Regions from separate parts of the Homo sapiens genome. Here all the other regions are linked to region 1. The links are chromatin contacts, found by Hi-C or POLR2A ChIA-PET in ENCODE. All regions are on one chromosome and are shown on one strand. The core of a region is the stretch at or near the end of the contact, and the rest is flanking DNA. Distances in the headings are between cores, read along the strand shown. Region 1 overlaps LOC105369917 (a long non-coding RNA gene). Region 2 overlaps FGD6 (FYVE, RhoGEF and PH domain containing 6). Region 3 overlaps FGD6 (FYVE, RhoGEF and PH domain containing 6). Region 4 holds the start of USP44 (ubiquitin specific peptidase 44).

What was found. A loop is a pair of places that touch in the nucleus more often than their neighbours do. ChIA-PET counts read pairs that join two places held with the same protein, here RNA polymerase II (POLR2A). Pooled maps may share reads with other maps.
Region 2: a map of PC-3 shows a loop between it and region 1 (5-fold over the local background). The contact joins two enhancer-like sites. A Hi-C loop is called at or near these places in 3 of 168 maps with a recorded cell type or tissue (K562, PC-3 and mammary epithelial cell) and 3 of 50 pooled maps. POLR2A ChIA-PET finds 5 or more read pairs at or near these places in 2 of 52 experiments (A549 and endothelial cell of umbilical vein).
Region 3: a map of PC-3 shows a loop between it and region 1 (21-fold over the local background). The contact joins two enhancer-like sites. A Hi-C loop is called at or near these places in 111 of 168 maps with a recorded cell type or tissue (A673, CD4-positive, alpha-beta T cell, CD4-positive, alpha-beta memory T cell and 64 more), 20 of 37 single-sample maps with no recorded cell type and 48 of 50 pooled maps. POLR2A ChIA-PET finds 5 or more read pairs at or near these places in 12 of 52 experiments (A549, BJ, GM12878 and 9 more).
Region 4: a map of sigmoid colon shows a loop between it and region 1 (2.9-fold over the local background). The contact joins the promoter of USP44 here to the enhancer-like site in region 1. A Hi-C loop is called at or near these places in 40 of 168 maps with a recorded cell type or tissue (A673, CD4-positive, alpha-beta T cell, Caco-2 and 32 more), 10 of 37 single-sample maps with no recorded cell type and 35 of 50 pooled maps. POLR2A ChIA-PET finds 5 or more read pairs at or near these places in 6 of 52 experiments (AG04449, BJ, OCI-LY7 and 3 more).

Annotation. Positions count from the first base shown.
Region 1 is chr12:95,335,217-95,338,168 of GRCh38, reverse strand. It overlaps LOC105369917 (a long non-coding RNA gene), which reads left to right. Exons shown (of 11, transcript XR_001749265.1): 11 at 511-599. Among named protein-coding and RNA genes, the nearest start is that of MIR3685, 27 kb to the right of the region's middle. RefSeq lists an enhancer at 2,332-2,952. Within about 2 kb of position 1,533, at least 17 of the 41 ENCODE cell types and tissues checked have a DNase peak (open chromatin) inside an H3K27ac peak, as active enhancers do; they include OCI-LY7, PC-3, ascending aorta and 8 more, where a contact is called at or near this core.
Region 2 is chr12:95,095,626-95,098,577 of GRCh38, reverse strand. The region is part of intron 14 of FGD6 (FYVE, RhoGEF and PH domain containing 6); the gene reads left to right. Among named protein-coding and RNA genes, the nearest start is that of NR2C1, 23 kb to the right of the region's middle. Within about 2 kb of position 1,481, at least 6 of the 41 ENCODE cell types and tissues checked have a DNase peak (open chromatin) inside an H3K27ac peak, as active enhancers do; they include PC-3, where a contact is called at or near this core.
Region 3 is chr12:95,117,191-95,120,142 of GRCh38, reverse strand. The region is part of intron 8 of FGD6 (FYVE, RhoGEF and PH domain containing 6); the gene reads left to right. Among named protein-coding and RNA genes, the nearest start is that of NR2C1, 45 kb to the right of the region's middle. Within about 2 kb of position 1,567, at least 10 of the 41 ENCODE cell types and tissues checked have a DNase peak (open chromatin) inside an H3K27ac peak, as active enhancers do; they include PC-3, ascending aorta, body of pancreas and 3 more, where a contact is called at or near this core.
Region 4 is chr12:95,550,106-95,553,057 of GRCh38, reverse strand. It overlaps USP44 (ubiquitin specific peptidase 44), which reads left to right and starts at 1,582. Exons shown (of 6, transcript NM_032147.5): 1 at 1,582-1,786.

The DNA of each region.
Region 1 (2,952 bases), core at 284-2,783:
AAACCCCATCTCTACTAAAAATACAGAAAATTAGCCGGGCGTGGTAGCAGGTGCCTGTAATCCCAGCTACTTGGGAGGCTGAGGCAGGAGAATCACTTGAACCCAGGAGGCAGAGGTTGCGGTGAGCGGAGATCATGGCACTGCACTCCAGCCTGGGTGACAGTCCAAGACTCCATCTCAAAAAAAAAAAAAAAGGATTCATACAGTAAGTATTATTTTGTCTGGCTACAATGAGGTATTAGCGTTTGTTTTAAAAGTTTCTCTGGGTGATTTTAATGAGAAGCAATGACTGGATGATCTTTCAGGACCCTTCCAGCTAAAAAGATGCCATGATTTCATCTGCTAGCCTAGAGGCACTTTATGAAAGTTGCATTTTGGGAATAATATATATGATAGATATCATTATAATAATTATGACAATGGTAATACTAATGTTTATTGATCTTTAACTATGTGCCCAGGCACTGTGCTAAGTTATTCATGTGTATTTTCTTATCTAAATCCTCACAGCAATCCAGGGGGTAGGTACTAATTTTATCCCTGATAACAGAGGTGGAAACTGAGACACAGGTTAACTTATCTAAGGTCAAGGAGCTCGCATGTGGTGGGATCAGAATTCAAATCCAGATTTTCTCACTATGAACAGAGACTGCTTTTAATCAAAATTCTGCAAGAGTTTCTACAAGGTGAAGTCTCAGCCCCCACTTCCTCGGACATGCTCGTAAGAAGTGTAAAGTGTTCCCAGATGAATGCTTTCAGCTTGTTGATGAGTTCCAGCTGGGGAGAAGAAATAATTCAACCGTACATTTAGCAAGAAGGCACAGAGCCTACCTCAATATGCAAAGGAATCCAGCTTGTTTCAAGTGTCAAGTGACAGTTTAGACAAGAGAAAAGGACTCAGTACAAATGAGATGGGACAGAGGTTGCATCCCGTGCATGTCTTCTGAGATATATACAAAATAGAGAAACAAAGACTAACTCATCCACTGATTTCACCGTAGTAATGCAGATTATTTCCTGACATTTCAATACACAGATACACACACACACACACCACACACACACACACACACACATCTATTTTCAGTTTTCAAAATATTCATCACTGTCACTACGAACAATGAACAACTAGTCTTATTTTGTGGTAGAGGAGTCTTCCCAGAGTACCTGACAGGTGACCAAATATCACCCTGCTCCTGCAAACCTATTTGATTCTGGGAGTCTTGGTAGACATGCTTGGTTGGTTTACAGCCTGTGCTTCTTATAAATTCACTAGTGGCTTAAAAAAAAAAAAAAGCATCAGCACGATGAAAATATATGTCTTTCTTAAGTTGCACTCACCCATGACATCCAAATCAAAGGCTTGTCAGCTGAGGTTGTCCCAGTTCCCTCCAAGAGAATATTAACAATTAATCCTGATCACCCGAAACAAACAGGTTCCTATTCAAATACTGGCTGTCAGTATCTGGCTGTCAAGCCAAGAGCAAGGCTAAGGCCTCAGCCTGCCCAGCTGTCTGCCCGCTGGGTGACAGTGTTGATCCATCTGAAATAAATGCGCTTTGTCCCTGGGCCAGAAAATACCAGGTCCCTAAAAGGAAAGACTGCAGCCAGATGGTGTTCTGAGGGCCTGGGGAAACGCTTTGCCTTCCTTCCCGGAGAGAAGCAGAATGATTCTGTGTTTTCTTTATCTTTCAAAGGAAGATGTGAGGTGAAGCATTGTTCTGATGTTACCATATTGGGCTAGGTTTCTCTGGGCGAAGTGCTACCGCGAATGATGTGATTACACATAATAAATTACTTGCATTTTCCTGATAATTTAATGAGGGCAAAGAGCTTGCAATGAGCGTTGTGAAAACTCAGCTGAAAATTCATTTCAGCTGTTTGTTCGGATGCATGGGGCTGGAAGGATTCTTTAACTGAGGTGTTCTTTTTTATACACATGTGCATCCAGGGCTCTGGGGTGGGACAAGATTGTCTCTGTGGAATATTATTTCCAAATTGCCAGCTCACATATTTACATTATTCTATCTGTTCTGACGTGATCCTTGACTTCAAGAGGGAAGAGAGTTCCTGTCCAGATACAAATACTGTTCAGATGCAAATACAGGAACAGGCCAGCTGCAGTGGCTCATGCCTATAATCCTAGCACTTCCCTGGGAGGCTGAGGTGGGAGGATCACCTGAGGCCAGGAGTTCAGGACCAGCCTGGTCAACGTGGTGAAACCCCGTCTCTAATAAAAACACAAAAATTAGCCAGGCATGGTGGCGTGTGCCTATAATTCCAGCTACTTGGGAGGCTGAGGCAGGAGAATCACTCCAGCCTGGGTGACAGAGTGAGACTCCATTTCGAAAAACAACAAAAACAGGAACAAATACTGTAGTCTGTAGTTACAATTCCAGGTGACCAGTGGAAATGGTGGAAGTGTGTAGTGACACCGCAGTAGAGGAGAGAGAATGATGGAACCAGCCATGTCTCTCCTTTAAAGGGACAAGACAGAAAATGAATTGAGTGCTTCAGGAGGCTTTAAAAGGCTTGGTTTGGGCCATTTTTTGTTCTCCTCCACCGTACCTCTCCAAAGATGGAGTAAAGAGAATAGTGACTCAAAACATTGTGACTCTTCATCACAATGTTTTATGAGGAATGAAGCCATGTTAATTTTTTTTTAAGCGAGACAGAGTCTGTCACCTAGACCGGAGTGCAGTGACACAATTATAGCTCACTGCAGCCTTGACTCCTGGGCTCAAGGGATCCTCCCGCCTCAGCTTCCTAAGTAGCTAGGACGGCAGGCACACACCATCACACATGACTAATTTTATTTTTTGTAGATTTGAGGTCTCACTATGTTGCCCAGACTGGCATCAAACTCCTGGCCTTAAGTGATAGATCCTCCTGCCTCATCTTCCCAAAATGGGGGGATTACAGGCATGAGCCACTGCCCCGAGCCAAAGTCAT
Region 2 (2,952 bases), core at 232-2,731, 240 kb after region 1:
TTAGGTGAGAAGGGGCATGACATATTCAGAGAATTGGAAGGTCAGTGTGGCACGAGCTCAAGAATGAGGAAGAGAATGACCCAGGATAAGCCTGGAGGGACAGGTGACTTAGATGGTGCAGAACCATCTTGTGGGATTTGGTCTTTAGCCTAAGAGCCACAGGAAACCGCTGAAAGGCTTATACAAGGGAATGATGTGATCAGATTGGCATTTTTTAAAGAGTATCCGGCTGCTGCATGGAATCTGGTTTGGGAGGTGGCCTAAAGGAGGGGACTGATTGGACACAGGGTATAAGAGGAGTTCTTCAGAGGAGACTCCAGCATATACTATGAATTGGGAGATGGTGCCATGCACTGTGACAGGGAGCACTGGGAGAGGAACAGCTTTAGGGGAGAAATTGGGAGTTGAGTTTCAGGTGTGCATATGGAATGTGAGGTGCATATGCAACATCCAAATGCAGCCATCAAGGGGCAGTTTCTGTAAGGATCTGGATTTCAGAGGGAAGTAGGGGCCAGAGACATATATTTGGGCACCATTAGCTTAGAGATGACCACGGCTGGCAGACTGAATGAGGGTACACAGAGAGTTCCCTGCCAAACTCCTGTAACTCTTTAAGTCCTAACTTTGTCATCACCTTTGCAGAGCCATCCCTGCTACTTACATAAGGTAATTTACTACTTCTATGTTATTTATCTACATTTGTCATATCATATGTTAATACATGTTTCACCTCAATTCAGTGTGCATCCTTACAAGTGAGGTATATTTTGTGTGCCCAGTTCTTGGCTTAGGTCCTGGCTTAGTAGGCTCCCAGTGAATGTTACTCACAGCGTTACTCACAAATCAAAGTGATGTGGCCTTTGAACCTCAGAGAAGCATCCTGCAGTTAGTCCATGTAGTAAATGGTGTGGCATGGTCTTTTTTTTTTTTTTTTTTTTTTTTTGAGACAGAGTCTCACTTGTTGCCCAGGCTGGAGTGCAGTGGCACAATCTCAGCTCACTGCAACCACCACCTCCCAGGTTCAGGTGATTCTCCTGCCTCAGCCTCCTGAGTAGCAATGACTACAGGTGCGCACCGCCATGCCTGGCTAATTTTTGTATTTTTAGTAGAGACAGGGTTTTCACATGTTGGCCAGGCTGGTCTCGAACTCCTGACGTCAGGTGATCCACCCTCCTCGGCCTCCCAAAGTGCTGGGATTACGGGCATGAGCCACCACGCCCGGCCAGGTTTTTAACCCTTGGCAATTCATCCCAGTCATTGGGAAAGTGGTACTTACTTGACACAAATTTGCTTTCTTGTACTATACACATTCTATAAAGAAAATAATACTTGACTTAACAGTTTTTCAGTTTGAAGAAGATGCTGATTCTTCTGCTAATCATGTTACAAAAGGAGACTAGAATATCTCCACTGGATGCTGCGGGCAAATGTGTGTGGTCTGTGAGAAATGTGTTATCAAGAGCTGGTAAACATTGTCTTGGCAGAACCCCACACAGGAGAGAGCCAGGAATGATTAAATGAAAGAACAGCATATGTGACATGATTTACACAGTTGAATCACATTCCACATGCTCCCCGGGCTCCAGAAGAATCCAACAGCAATTCTCAAATTTACCATCTGCCTCTCTGCTTTCTGTTACTCTTCTGGTGAGGAGCCGGGGAGGGAGGGAGAGATGGTAATGTTTTATGAATGTTTGCTTGGAACCCTGAGCATGTATTCTCATCATGTAGTTCTGCAGAGAACATGAGCAGAGGCTAGCAATGACCTGGTGGTGAGAGGTCCAGTCCTTAACTACACTTGGGTTTAATAACAGCTCATCACTTAGTCTGTTGTCTATAAAGCAAATTATCAAACATTACTAATTCTCAGTTTCCTTACCTGTAAATGGTGAAGGTGGGTGATGATGTTGTAGTTGGGGGCAAGGGGTGTAAGATCCAATGTGTATTCCATGGGGAAGCTCTGAGGGTGAGACATGGTGACATTTGCTAAGCATTTAGCAGAGTTGGCTGACGTAGTAACTGTTAAATGGCATCTTGTTTTGGCAGTAATGCTAGAATAGTAGCGGTAAATAAGGCAGGGTTTTGTTTGGTTTAGAGAGAAAGAGATTATTTCTTTTTTGCTGTTCTTTGTATGTAATGAAAATTTGAGAAATTAATTTGATTTAAAATTTTATTTGTAAAGTGGATCTCTACCTTTTTTAATCCACATGAATGAACATTCTAAATGGCACTCAAGCCATGGATTAGGGAGGCGCTTTCTGAGAATGATGATTGTAGGGAAGGTGAGTGGTTTCTATTCTTGATCTGACCTGGGTTCTCTAAAATACAGCAACATATGTCTATATGTACCATTATTAATGGTGGAATTTTTTATTTTAGAAACACTCTTTAAGAGTTCAAATATACTTAAAGTTAGGGCAAATAATACCAGAAACTGTATATTCAGGCACCCAAACTAAAAATAATCATCAAGATTTTGCCACTGATTTTCCTGTTTCATAATTTTCTATTTTAAAACAAATTGCAGATATCAGGTCATTTTACTTCTGCTTTTTTTTTTTTTGGAGACAGTGTGTTGCTCTGTCACCCAGGCTGGAGTGCAGTGGCACTGTCTCGGCTCACTACAACCTCCACCTCCTTGGTTCAAGCAATTCTCCTGCCTCAGCCCCCTGAGTAGCTGGGATTACAGGCATGCACCACCACACCCGGCTAACTTTTGTATTTTTAGTAGAGACAGGGTTTCACCATGTTGGCCATGCTGGTCTCGAACTCCTGAGCTCAAATGATCCACCCGCCTTAGCCTCCCAAAGTGTTGGGATTACAGGCGTGAGCCACCACGCCTGGCCGATTTTACTTCTGTATACCTCAAAATGCCTCTGTAAATTAAACTACAGACTTTTTTTTTTAACACAGTCACAATCCCATTCTGATGAATTTTGTTTTATTATGATG
Region 3 (2,952 bases), core at 318-2,817, 220 kb after region 1:
GTTCTTCTGTCTCAGCCTCCTGGGTAGCTGGGACTACAGGAGCATTCCACCACACCCGGCTAACTTTTGTATTTTTGGTAGAGATGGGGTTTCACCATGTTGGTCAGGGAGGTCTCGAACTCCTGACATCGTGATCCTCCCGCCTCAGCCTCCCAAAGTGCTGGGATTACAGGCATGAGCCACTGCACCTGGCCTATTTTTTTATTTTTATTTTTGTTTTTTTGAGATGGAGTCTTGCTCTGTCACCCAGGCTGGAGTGCAGTGGCACAATCTTGGCTCACTGCAACCTCTGCCTCCTGGGTTCAAGCGATCCTCCTGCCTCCACCTCCCGAGTAGCTGGGATTATAGGCGTGTGCCACTACCCCCAGCTAATTAGTAGAGACAGGTTTTTGCCATGTTGGCAAGGCGGGTCTCAAACTCCTGACCTCCGGTGATCTGCCCACTTCGGCCTCCCAAAGTTCTGAGATTACAGGTGTAAGCCACCACACCAGCCGACAGTGCTAATCAGTGTTACTTATAAATCCAAACCCATTAACTTACAAAAGTAAAAGAGGACAGTATTTATAATTATGCCTGGACAGCAGGTATAAGGCAGGACTATATGGGGAGATAAGGTTGTATTGCCATCCTACTTATGTAAATAGCCAAAACAAATTAAATGCACTAAAGAGCTAATAGAACACCTAAGTACTGTATGATATACCCCTAGGATGGTTTTTAAGTCAAATCAAGCATTTATAAAAACAAGGAAATAGTTTAGTAATTGTTTTTCTCAGAGATGTTCATAGTTTAAGTTTTCCTCATTATTTAATTTTTCAAATTTTTCATTTTTTATTTTATTCAACAAAATATGTTTCATGATATTTTGGAATGAGAATCGTTACAGTTTTCATTCTGGTTCAGCCTAGTTATTTTATGCATGAGGATATTAACACACAAAAATGCTATGGGGCATGGCCAAAGTCCCATGCCTCAACTAGATGTGGCTGGACCAGGCAGAGTAAGCATTTCTATCTTTATTATTATTATCATCATCATCATCTAAAGACTTAGAGATGGGTCTCACTATGTGCCCAGGCTGTATCCTCCCACCTCGGCCTCCCATAGTGCTGGGATTACAGGCATGAGCCATCGCACCTGGCCCAGGAATTTCTGTCTTCTAATTCCAGAGCAAGGGCTCTTGACCACTTCGCCAAGCTGCCTTGAAGTGTCAGTATGTTTTGTAAGTTGACACTTGATGCTTGTTTTTGGTATTTAAAATGATCAGTACTTTGTTTCACAAGTCAGGCTAATTTTAGGTTGTTTCTTGCAAAATCTGAAACTTCATAAAACTTTACAAAGTCATATTGACTAGACTTACTTTTCTCTGGATCCCATAATTCTGTATGTGTTGCTGATCCCACTACATATTTATGGAGGAAAGAAGAAATCTGAAAAATACAAAGCAAGACATGTCCTCAAATTCAAAACACTTGACTTTGGAATGTTATCCCTCCTATACACTCATTTCCTCTGTGCTTTGCTGCCAAACATTTCTCAGTGCACGGTCCAGGAATCTGACTGGGTGTTGAATGCAAAAAGTCCCAGATTCCCACAGATGACTAATTTTTATTAATGGTTAACAGGACTTCCGACTAGTTTCTGCTCTAAGTTGGTTATGTATTGATTAGGTAATCAATGAGTGGTGGTAAGGCTCCCTGGGAACCCTTATACAGAAAACTTAGATTTCCAACAAGATATAGTATATATTGGGTCCTCATCCTTTCTCTCTCTCTCTTTCTTTTTTTTTTTTTTGAGACAGAGTCTCGCTCTGTCATCCAGACTAGAGTGTAGAGGTACAATCTCGGTTCACTGCAAACTCCACCTCCTGAGTTAGCAATTCTCCTGCCTCAGTCTCCTGAGTAGCTGGGATTGCAGGTGCCCACTACCATGCCTGGTGAATTTTTATATTTTTAGTAGAGATGGGGTTTCACTATATTGGCCAGGCTAGTCTCAAACTCCTGACCTCAAGTGATCTGCACACCTCAGCCTCCCAAAGTACTGGGATTACAGGCATGAGCCATTATGCCTGGCCGTGGGAATTTGTTATTGTTGTTGTTCTTGAGACAGAGTCTTGCTCTGTCACCCAGGCTGTAGTGCAGTGGCACGATCTCAGCTCACTGCAACCTCTGCCTCCCAGGTTCAAGCGAGTCTCCTGCCTCAGCCTCCTGAGTAGCTGGGATTACAGGCATGCGCCCCCATGCCCAGCTAGTTTTGTATTCTTAGTAGAGACAGGGTTTCACCATGTTGGCCAGGCTGGTCTCGAACTCTTGACCTCATGATCCGCCCACCTCGGCCTCCCAAAGTGCTGGAATTACAGGCATGAGCCACTGCGCCCGGTGGCCTTGGGCATTTTATATGAGAACAAAATTAACTTGTACTGGCACCGTGGCTCACACCTATAATCCCAGCACTTTGGGAGGCCAGGGTGAGAGAATCACTTGAGTTCAGGAGTTCAAGACCAGCCTGGGCAACATAGTGAGACATCGTCTCTACAAAAAATCAAAAACTTAGCCCAACGTGGTAGTACAGGTCTGTTGTCCTAGCTACTTGGGAGGCTGAGGTGTGGGACAGCCACTTGAGCCTGGGAGATTGAAGCTACAATGAGCATTGGTCACACCACTGCACACTCCAGCCTAGGCAACAGAGCGAGACCCTCCAAAAAAAGAAAGAAAAAAAAAAGGCAGCTTGCATATCCCTAGAAGTTGCACATAGTATGTTGTGTTCCAGTTAATTTTTTGCTACTCATGTTGGGTGATGGTGATGGAGTTAATTAACTTTTATTAATCAGTGATGCCACCTGGTGGCCAGAGAGTACATTTTGTAGTGTACCTACATGCTGAACCAACATCTGCTTTTTTTTTCCTTTGATAAAAATAACCTCAGTGGCATTTGAGGCAGTTTTATTAGTGA
Region 4 (2,952 bases), core at 333-2,832, 210 kb before region 1:
GTAATCCCAGCACCTGGGGAGGCCGAGGCGGGCAGATCACGAGGTCAGGAGTTGGAGACCAGCCTGACCAACATGGTGAAACCCCGTCTCTACTAAAAATACAAAAATTAACCAGGCGTGGTGGTGCATACCTGTAATCCCAGGTACTCAGGAGGCTGAGGCAGGGGAACTGCTTGAACCCGGGAGGCGGAGGTTGCAGTGAGCCGAGATCACGCCACGGCACTCCAACCTGGGTGACAGAGCGAGACTCTGTCTCAAAAAAAAAAAAAAAAAGAAAAGAAAAGAAAAGAAAAACTGAGTATAGGGTGGAGGTGGAGTGGATGTTTATGTTTAAAAAGGGGGAGAAATGGACTCACTTCACAATTTTGCTTCCATTTATACCTAAACCCTGGGGCTCAGGGTTTCAGTTTCCAGTAGGCCTATGTTGGAAATTCACCTGCAAGGTACAAGTTTCCCTGACAGACCACCAAATAAACAATGGTCTTTTAAAAACAAATCAACTTTGGTACCATCTACTCAGCTGGCATTTACCTTCCTTACCTGCTACCAACCTCATTCTTAGAATTAAAGAAAAAAGGCGAATTCTAAAGCCCCTTCTACTCACTTTCCTCCACTAAGGCCATAGCTTACATCTGCTGCTCTTTTTTCCATACTCCTTTTTTCTCAACTCCTTTCTTTCATATTTGCCAGAAATTTAAGGTCGTTTGGGTTCCTCTCATTTAAAAAGTTCAACTGAAGTGTGTTGCTACACCTTAATCAAAAGTTTATGGCTGAGTTATTTAGCGTTTCTTTACCCACTTCCTCTGCTCAATCCTTCATCTCCTCATAACCATTGAAATGAATGCTATGAATATCTCAATGCTTAGCATGGTGCCAGGCATTTAGGTGTTGAAAAAAATGTTAAGCGAATATTAGTTATTAGGTAAGAGCATTGTCTGTAAAACTCTGAAAAGTCTTAAAAGTGATTCCTAAAATTTCACAAGCTCATAAATTCTTTAGTCTGCAATTATGATTCCTGAAATATTCTTCGATTCATGAAAGACTGGACTAGGAAATTCTAAAAATCGACATAAAGCATAAAAAGCCACTCTGAGGTTTATGAAATTTACAATGTTTTGTCTTCTTTTAATTCATTCGTACTTTTCTCTCAGGATACAAAGGGCAAAACTGTTTGTGTAGTAACTCAGAATTGAGTAGTTACACATCCATTAGGTTTCAGAATCGTTAAAATTTTATCTGGTTTAGGAAACTGCTTACCTTGGAAGGGCAAATTGCCATTTCTCTCCATCTGGGGATCAGGGAAGCAAGGGAAGCCCCCCTAAACATCACTTCCACGCTCCTATATTATGCTAAGGAACTTCTGGTTGATTCATTAGGCATTTCAGCAGTGTTTTTGGCCGGTACTAGGAACTGTGGAGAGGTATAGAAAGGGAGCAAGTGCACAGTCCCGGCCCCCAAAGAGGTTACGATGCAAATAGAAGCAGGCTCAGAACTCGGAACAAAAGCAGTGACTGCATAATAATGCACTGCTGGGGGTGGGGGATGGGGATCTGCACGCCCGGTTTGTGACTTCAGGAAAGCAGTTTCCAGGAGGTGAGAGTTTAAGCCAAACCTGAAAGAGGTTGATTTGTAATGATTTGCAGGGGGGCACTGGAGGCAGCCGCCAGGACTTTTCACTTAGGAGATCAGCATTTGCCCTGATGGAAACTGGGCGATCCTGCAGGGACTGACCTCTGAGTTATCCAAAGGCCGACCTGGGGAAAGACTGATTTTGAGGTTTTAATAGGTAAGTTTGGGGACATCATTGATGAAGGTGGGCAGGGAAGGAGGCTTTTTTCTTTTCTTTTTTTTAATGTTACAGTAAAAAGCTTAGATTCGATGAGACGGGTTAAAAAACAAATAGGAAAATTTAAGGAGAAGAATGACTATGATTGCTATGTAAAAATAAAATTGCAATAGAGAGGTTCTGGAGCTCAGGAAATGAGCTAGAGCATGCTATAATTTAGGCCTAGATAGTGAAGATCATGAATAAAATGGTAGCTGAGGAAATTTCAAAGTTGAATAAGTAGTAATAAGTATGAAGAAAAAGCTAAACTACAAACATCTGCTCTTTAATTACTAACACTAGTAATGAGAATTTGTCTCCAGCCTCTTCCCTTCCCACTCCGCACCTCTTCCTAGCTTACATCATTGTATTAAGGCATTTTATTGAAGACACTATTCAGCACTCTCCACCTATGCCTTACACAGCTTGCCTTTGCTTTTCTTCCCATTTCACTTTTTCTCTTCATTTATTCACATCATTTTAGTCCTTAAAAGACCCCGCCCAATTACTAGATCAGAGGGAGGCAACTAAGACTCTTCCTATCTCCCAAACGACCTTCCAGAATGGTTTTATGGCATTATAATAGGAAAGCAAGAGTTTTGATTTTTCTATTATTAATATTTTGCTTTCAAGGAATTACAGGAAAAACCATATTGCATGCCAGAAATACTTAAATTTTAAATATTTCATCTTAAGAGATGCCCTCATGTAATGCTTTTAATGCATTTGAGAAATTCAGGTGGTGGGCAAAAGTACAACATAGAGGTTAGATGTTTTGAGTGGGAGAAGTGCACTGGGGTCATTATTGAATCAGAATTATTATGCACTTAAATATATAGAAAAAAGAACAAAATGAGTATTAAACTATGCAAATTCATCCCTTTAATCTTTATTTGCATGACTACATTTTATGCAGTTGTAACCTTAATGTACATATTTGGTATTTTTTTCAAACATGAATTGATTAGACATTGTTGCTATTTTGTATCTATTTTGTTAACATAAGAACTTCCTGTGTTATATCAGATTTTTTTTTTTTTTTTTTTTTTCTGAGACGGAGTTTCGCTCTTGTTGCTGCCCAGGCTTGAGTGCAATTGTGGATCTAGGCTCACCACAACCTCCGCCTC